Linked DNA regions of Mus musculus: region 1 is linked to region 2. Evidence: chromatin contacts called from ENCODE Hi-C or POLR2A ChIA-PET data. All regions are on one chromosome and are shown on one strand. Each heading gives the region's core, a stretch centred on a gene start or an enhancer-like site at or near the end of the contact. The rest is flanking DNA. Distances are from core to core; before and after follow the strand shown.

Region 1 (3,770 bases), core at 973-3,472, 170 kb after region 2:
AGCGGATAGGATGCTTGTTGCCCCAGTATGAAGAGCAGAGTTCAGATCCAGAGAGCCCACATAAACATCTGATGGGTGAGGTGACCCACCTGAAATTTCAACCGTGGAAGGAGGATCCCAGAGTAAGTTAGCTGATAAGACTAGCCATGTGGGTAAGTCCTGGTTTTGATTCAGAGACCTGCTCCAAAGAAGAAGGTGGAAGAGCAATCCAAGATGATACCAGGTATCGTCCTTGCCAGACTCCACACTTGCAGGCGTACACACACACACTCTTATGCATGCCACATATCCACATATGCCCACACATATACAAACATGAATATATACACATGCGTACAACACAAACACAATAAATATAATTTAACTTAATAGAGTTAGACAACAGAGTGGTGGGGCTGGAGAGATGGCTCAGTGGTTAAGAGCACTGACCGCTCTTCCAGAGGTCCTGAGTTCAAATCCCAGTAACCACATGGTGGCTCACAAACATCTGTAGTGGGATCTGATGCCCTCTTCTGGTGTGTCTGAGGAGAGCAACAATGTACTCACAAACATAAAAATAAAGAGTTTTTTAGGAGCTGGTGAGATGGGTAAGAGCACCCGATTGCTCTTCCGAAGGTCCGGAGTTCAAATCCCAGCAACCACATGGTGGCTCACAACCATCCTTAACGAGATTTGACTCCCTCTTCTGGAGTGTCTGAAGACAGCTACAGTGTACTTACGTATAAATAAATAAATCTTTAAGAAAAAAAAAAAAAAAAAGAAAACAGAGTGGCCAGAGCTGGCAAACGACATCAGGCAGGACAACAAAACCCACAGCGTGTATGACTTTAGAATTAGTTGTTGAGCTGGGCAGTGGTGGCTCACACCTTTAATCCCAGCACTTGGGAGGTAGAGACAGGCAGATTTCTGAGTTTGAGGCCAGCCTGGTCTACAAAGTGAGTTCCAGGACATCCAGGGCTACACAGAGAAACAGGAGCCTGGCCTTTCTGTCCTCCATCCTTGAAGCAGGAGGAAGAGTTTACAAGGAGAAAGTCACAAGGCTCAGTCTTAGGATCCTTGTGCTTCAGAAGGCAAGGGGTGGGAGGTGGCAAGGGCCGTATGCCCCTTCCGTAAGCAAGAGCTCTCGCTCTACCTCCACCGCAGAGTTCTGGAACCCTGAAACACTGAAGCAAAGGGGGACTCCAGGCCACATGGTCATCCGAGAATCCAGAGAACTGATCTACAATGATGTCACTACTCATCTTGCCCTTCCACTTTCTCTCCTCACTGAAAAGCCTCTTGTTTCCCTGATCTGTGCAGGATCTGTTTGGGTTAACAAGCTCTAGCAGCCCAAGCTAGTAGAAAAGATGGGCTGATAGCTCCACCTGCTGGCCATCTTGGGTTTTGTCCCATAGGAAGAATCCTTGAGAGCCCACAAAGGAAGAACTTGAGGATCAAGGCACCGCTGTGCCTAGGATTTAAGCCCACGGAGAGAGACGCTTACTTAGGCCGTATCCCTGAGAACAACAGATACTTGAATAGTGTTTCTGGTCTTGTTCCCCATGGCTGAGAGAAGAGAATGCAAAAAAGCAGTCGCGTGTAAGGAGCAGTCCAGGCGGGGACACTTAGAACAGGCCATACCCCATGGTTATGGTAGAAATGAGCTTCCAAGTTTGAAAAGTCTTCCAGCACAAGCGGCCTTGGGCCTTCAGAGAATCTACATTTCAAACTGTCACATTTGATTTGGCTAGAAGTTCATGCCTCTGCATGAGCCGTGACTGCCTCCTAGCAGTGGTCAAAGGTGCTATCTGGGATTGCCCAACCCAAGCTGAAGAAACCAGGGCATGGGCAGGGAGGAACTCCAACAACTGGAGCCTTCAGCAGTCCGTTGGAATCACGTGGCTATCCCAAAAGATCCACTTTTGCAGCCCAGAGACACGTACCTCCTGCCAGAAAACTGAACCTGAATCAGGCCAAAAACACATCTGCGAGGCTGAGCTTTCTCGGGGGTCCTACCCACTAGGTATCTACCTCCTCCCTGTCATTACCCGCCACTTCACTGTGCCGCTTCACCCTCCAAGCACAGACCACACCCCTCCCCGGGTAGCCCCACCCCTATGTCGTGGACACGCCCACTACTCCGCCTCCACAGATGTCACGCCTAGGCTCCGCCTTCGCCCGCGTGGTGTTCGCAGCCTCAGCCCCACGACGGACGCACGTCGAGCGTCACAGGCCCCGCCCACGAGGTGCGCAGGCGCGGTGCGAGCTCTGCGATTCGGGCCATGGCGCGGGCGGGTGCCCCTGAAGTGATCCGGGCAGCGCAGAAGGACGAGTACTACCTGGGAGGCCTGCGGAGCGCGGCGGGTGAAGCGCTGCACAGCCTAGCGGGTGAGCGTTCCGGGCACCCAGACAGGCGGCAGCTCCAGAGTTTGCTTGGAAAGCGGGGATCAAAACAGAGGTACACACTGCTGACCACATTGCAGGTCTCTGCTTTAGTGTTTCTCAAGCATTTGCCCATTTATTCTCCAGACGCCCCTACAGGGTGGACCTAACGTCATTACTCTCATAGGTAGACACGTGGATCACACAGGCAGGGATTTGGGATTTCAGAGAGCCGAGGTTTGATACTAAACAGGTCGCCTCTGGCTTATGTTGTTAGCACTACCTAGACTTTCCTGGGCTCCATGTCTCTAGGACAGTACCTGACTCAAGACAGTTACAGTCGGGGCTTCTTAAGAGGCGGTCTTCGTCTCGGAGACATTCCGGTCACCAAGGGCAGCAGAGGAGGTGAAGGGAGAGACGAGTTGTTGAGGGTCGTCTTAGGAGTGACTTGACTTGGACTTTACCTGCCCTTCGGGAGTGACAGGGTTTCTCTGTGTAGCCCTGGCTGTCCTGGAACTCACTCTGGTCAGTCTGGACTCGAAATCTCTGCCTCCCAAATGCTGGGATTAAAGGCGTGTGCCACCACTACCCGGCTGGGAGTCATCTTAAGAGAACCACTTCACCTCTCTAGAGCTAATATTTTTCTTCTCTCAGGTGCAAAGAAATGGCTGGAATGGAGGAAAGAGATCGAGTTGCTCTCGGACATAGCCTACTTTGGCCTCACCACAATTGCAGGTAGCTGTCTGTGCTCGGCAGGTCCTGGGCACTGAGGGGCCCACAACCCACCCAGGTCTGGAGGGGATGCTTGAAGGCTCCTGGAAATCACCTGCATTAGTCTCTGTTTCCGGGAAGGAAGATACTGGCCAGAGGGCACTCACTGCCCCAGACTTTCTCTCAGCAGGATGGGCTTTTCCATTTATGGGGTACGAGGCAGATAAAAAGGAAGAGGCTATCGAGTGGGGGGAAGGGTACGAGCAGGGTCATGGTGAGACACATGGAAAGATCACAAGGTACTCCACAGGGCTGGCCTCAGGAACAGGAAGTCAGGATTCATCGTCTGCATGGTGGAGTACTAGAAGCTAGCTGCAAGCCATGGGTAGGCTTGGGGGCTTTTTATTCTGACTCCATGTGACAGCGTCAGGTAAGCAGTGGTATGTATGCCTGATACTTAGGACTCAGCCATCATCTAGAAGGTAGAAAGCCACAAGATCGGATCCCATCACTTGGACAGGGGTATGAGTTCAGCAGAGGAAGGACTGGAAAACAGAATAAAGACTTAAGGGAGTAGGAACCAACAGGAGATGCAAGGCCCATTCCAGAGTGGCCGTCTCTGTGACATGGTGAAATCACAGCAAGGCCACAGTGGGTTTAACAAGAAGTTGTGCTGGCCTTGGCTAGGTCTCAGGGTG
Region 2 (4,044 bases), core at 1,308-3,807:
CCTGGCTCAGTGGCTCCACAGGGATTCTTTGTGTTCCAAACACATCCAAGGTTACAGATGCCTCCGGGTCCTCAGGCTGTGCGTGTCACCTCCCACACACCTCTTCATCACACTGTGGAGACCACAGGGGCCATCAGCCTGGTCGCACTCCTCAGAGGCTAGTGGCGCCCACCACCCAAATTGTGAAGGAGGCACACTGGACATGGGAAGCATCCTAACGCGCGTGTTACTCTCTTCCACGGGAGAACGGGAGGCAGGACATCATGGCCATACTAAGGCCTGACAGACACACCTAGGTAACAGCCCACCCTTTCTCAACCCACAGTGGGGCCCTGCTTTGCCTGCCCACTGGCCTCTCTACTGCTCAGCCTATCCCCCTCTGCAAGCAGAGTCATAGAGACTCAACTACCTCCCAAGGCTGCCAACGCAGAGAAAATTACGTAAATCCTAAGAGGCTATAGCTCAGCGCCTGGCTACACCAAGCACCGTCCCAAAGCGAGCGATAGATACTTAAGGGTTGGTAACAAGCAGTGTTCCCCAAGGCCTCTGCTCACCTGGGGTGGCTTGCTGGAGCAAACCTCTGCAGAGATACCCAAGGCCTGCAGGATGTTCTCCTGGGGAACATAGTCACCCGGGGACTTCTGGATGAAGTGCAACAGTACCTTGTCGCCACCTGTAACCACAGGCAGGGAGTCAGTTGTGTGCATCTTGCATCTCTGTGCCGGGAAGTGAGAGTAAAATCCGCTGACCAAGCCAAGCAGCCCAATCCCTCACCCAGGTACCCAAGACCAGAGAGGGAGCATGAAGACATGACACGAGCCACCAAGATGGGCAAGATGGGGCTCTATCTTGCCCTGACCCACCCTTGCTGACCACCAGCAGCCCTCCACTTTGCAGCAGGTCACCAGACAGGTTCCCCTGGATACCAACAGCTTTAGCCTGCAAAGACAGGAACGGGACTCAGGTCAGTCCCGGAGGGAATGCTGCAGGGATTCCCACCAATGCTCTCAAACCACAAACCTTGGAGGCTACATCACGAACAGGTTTTCCCAGGGCAGCTGGTAGGATGCTTAAGCTGTTGTACCTACAAAGACATAGATAGGGTCCCTAGTCCAGATTCTGGTGGAACACAAGTATCCACACCTGTTCCCAGTGTCCTGCCCCACCCACTTATCTAACCCAGGGCTCAGGCAGATCAGCAACCAGTCTAACTAGGCTCTACACAAGCCCTGAGAGCCCCCAGGTTGAATACAGCTAGCCTTGGGGGCCCTGGAGAGGTGGTGTGGAGTGTGGGGAATGAGCTCCAAGCTGGGTGTGCCCAGGGATCTCGCTTAGCCGGCACTGCCTATCATGACAGGCAGTCTGTGGCAACAGAGGACTGCAATGAGCCATGGCTAAGGCACTGGGCTCCAAGGTCCCTCCTGTTTATGAAATAGCAGACTTCTGAGGACAGGCCTGCCTTGGACCAACACCCATTAGAAGACTCAAAGAAGGGCTGGCTGAAGCACCAGTGTCAGTTTCCATGAGACAAACTGGAGAGCAGAGCAGATGGCAGTAGCAAGAAGGTACATAAGAGAGCGGTGGCCACTCTGTCCTCCTGTTGTCCCTGGTTAGACTCATGCCCACAAACAGTCACACTTACCGCTTGAAGCCCAGCTCCTTATAGATTTGCTTGCTCTCATCAAGGTAGAGTTCTAGAAAGGAAAGCCACAGCTATGTGCCCCAGGCTTCCTACAGTCTGTCCCCTCCACTTACTGTATCCAGCTCCACCCACCCAAGCCATGAGTAGCAAGGCAGGATTGAATGTCACCACTGCTTAAACGGGAAGGGCAAGAGTCACTGGGACTTTGCCACTAGGTCTGGGCACCAGCCAGGGCACAGGCTGAAGGCAGGGCAGGGAAGAGCTGCATATGCTGACACATGAATATGTTCTTGTTGGGCCTAGAAAGGGAGAGGTCAGCCCAGGCTCTGAGTCCGGGAAGAGTCGCACCTCCTGAGAAGTAACCACCATCCAGAAACTCCTGCAGGCCCAGGGCCTCAGGCCCCACGCCCACCAGGCGCACATCGTGTTGGTCCAGGATGCTCCGGAGGTTGCTGAGGTCCTGGGCGATCCAGCGGCACACCATGCAGCCGAAGCGTCGCAGACCGGCCACCACACAAGCTTTCTCCTGCCATAGGCTCCGCAGCTCCACAGCCTACAGAATGGATCGGTCAGGGGACATGGGCTCACCAACCCCCTATGCCCGGCAGCCTCACATGTCCCGCAGCGTGCTGCTCCAAGATTCGCAGCTGACTGGTCCTCCTGATGGTTCCTCTGTGGACCATGAGCTGTACCCACGCCCAGTACGCGAACTCATAGGACCCCTCAGGACCTCCACTCCAACCCATGTGAGTTGCCAAGGCTCTGGGCCAGGTATTAGGGGAGGCGTTCTCCGCCCTGCGCGAGCCAAATCTCACCTCCCCAGTCACTGCATGTTTCAAGACACACGCTCCTACGCGACCAAGGTCCACCACATTCATGGCCTCCTCCGTCCCTTTCTGCTCCACGGTCCCTTCTCGCAGCCTGGGGAGGCTCACTCTGTCCTGCGCAGCCTCTTCAGCCAGCCTATGCCCCGCCCATAATCCCGCCCCAGTCCTGGTGGGCACCACCTCCAGGGGGTTCAGGTCACATGACTGTGCGCTTGTCTCGCCCCAGGCTCCGCCCCTGATATTAGTATACAGGCACACCCTCTCTCCAAAGAGACAATCACTGCAGATCTCTTTGCCTAAGCCTAGGTTGTTCTCATATGTATAAGCTTATTAGCCAATGGCGTAGCAGGTAAAGCTCAATGGACAGTCTGCAAGCGGTGCGCCTGCGCAGAATGCGTTTGCGTGGCTCTCTAGCGTTTGCGTAGCTCTCCACTAGCATCAGGTGGTCCCTAGTAGTGCAGCAGGGTGGTAGAATTAGAGCCAAAAAGTTGAAACGGGGAATCGAACTCACAAATCACTAGTGTGAGGAACAGTAGGGCAGCCGGCACTTACAGTAGTGAAAGGACCAGCCTTTCCAAGTCTAAGTTCCTGCTTTGCATTTTCGCGAAATCCTATTAACTTCCATCGTAAAGTACCATTTCCTGCTGTGTGGATGTCAGTTTTTAAACTACGGGCTCTCATGTACAACAATCCAAAGGAGATAAACAGGAGCTCGCAGTGGTGTGTCCCTAGGAAGAGTAGAAGGCTCAGGAATCCACGTGTTCTGTCCTTTCCTCACTAAGTAAGCCCTGTGATGCTTTCTAGGGCCATGTTCAAGCATCTGACAGATGTAGAGGCTAGGAAAGGAAGAGAGCCACCACAAGATACCTAGCTGAGGCTGAACAGCCAGGCAGGAAGTTAGGAACCATACATATCACTGTGTCAAAAGGAGAAGCTAGAGAGATGGCTCAGTGGTTAAGAGCACTAGCTGCTCTTGCAGAGGGCCCACGGTTTGGTTCCCAGCATCCCTACAGCGACTCACAATCCTCTGCAAGTCCAGCTTGAGGGCATCTGATGCTCCCTTACGGTCTCTTCAGGCACCAGGCACTCACATTGGGCCCAAACCTATGCAAGCAAGAGTAGGCTGGGGAGGTGACTCGGTAAAATGACAGAGACCTGTAATCCCATGTCCTGGGGGAAGCAAAGGCATGAGAATCAGCAATAGACCTTGTCTCAAGAAATACGATTGAGAGGCACTGAGTAAAACACTCAACCGCTGGACTCCCCGGGCACACACAAGTGCACACAGGTGTGCAAAGGTACATTTTAAAAAAGGAAAGAAAATAAAGTTGCAGAATCAGGAGGAGCTGGTCCTGTAGAGCAACTGGTCCTGGAAGCACCACCAGAAGAAATCCAGAGATGGGGCTTCCTCTGCTTCCTGTTAAGTGTTGAGGGGTACAATGCGAGGGTCCCAGGAGCATGGGAAGATGTCTGCAGAAAGTGCTGCATGTTGAACAGGAAGAGCCAGCAGGCCCTTCCCTGAGGCTGCTCACTCACATATGCCTACACAGTGTGACAGAACCCACCTCGTCTTCA

Evidence for each region. A loop is a pair of places that touch in the nucleus more often than their neighbours do. ChIA-PET counts read pairs that join two places held with the same protein, here RNA polymerase II (POLR2A).
Region 1: POLR2A ChIA-PET joins it to region 2 with 14 read pairs in Patski. The contact joins the promoter of Pex10 here to the promoter of Prxl2b in region 2. A Hi-C loop is called at or near these places in 10 of 37 maps with a recorded cell type or tissue (ES-E14, Patski, heart and 4 more). POLR2A ChIA-PET finds 5 or more read pairs at or near these places in 2 of 5 experiments (Patski and embryonic stem cell).

Annotation. Positions count from the first base shown.
Region 1 is chr4:155,064,808-155,068,577 of GRCm38, forward strand. It overlaps Pex10 (peroxisomal biogenesis factor 10), which reads left to right and starts at 2,223. Exons shown (of 6, transcript NM_001042407.1): 1 at 2,223-2,367; 2 at 3,016-3,096. The coding sequence starts at 2,262.
Region 2 is chr4:154,896,486-154,900,529 of GRCm38, forward strand. It overlaps Prxl2b (peroxiredoxin like 2B), which reads right to left and starts at 2,558. Exons shown (of 7, transcript NM_025582.3): 1 at 2,458-2,558; 2 at 1,991-2,195; 3 at 1,643-1,694; 4 at 1,021-1,084; 5 at 864-939; 6 at 555-673; 7 at 1-112. The coding sequence starts at 2,520. The coding sequence ends at 86. It overlaps Gm52690 (a long non-coding RNA gene), which reads left to right and starts at 935. Exons shown (of 2, transcript XR_003955190.1): 1 at 935-1,565; 2 at 1,946-4,044.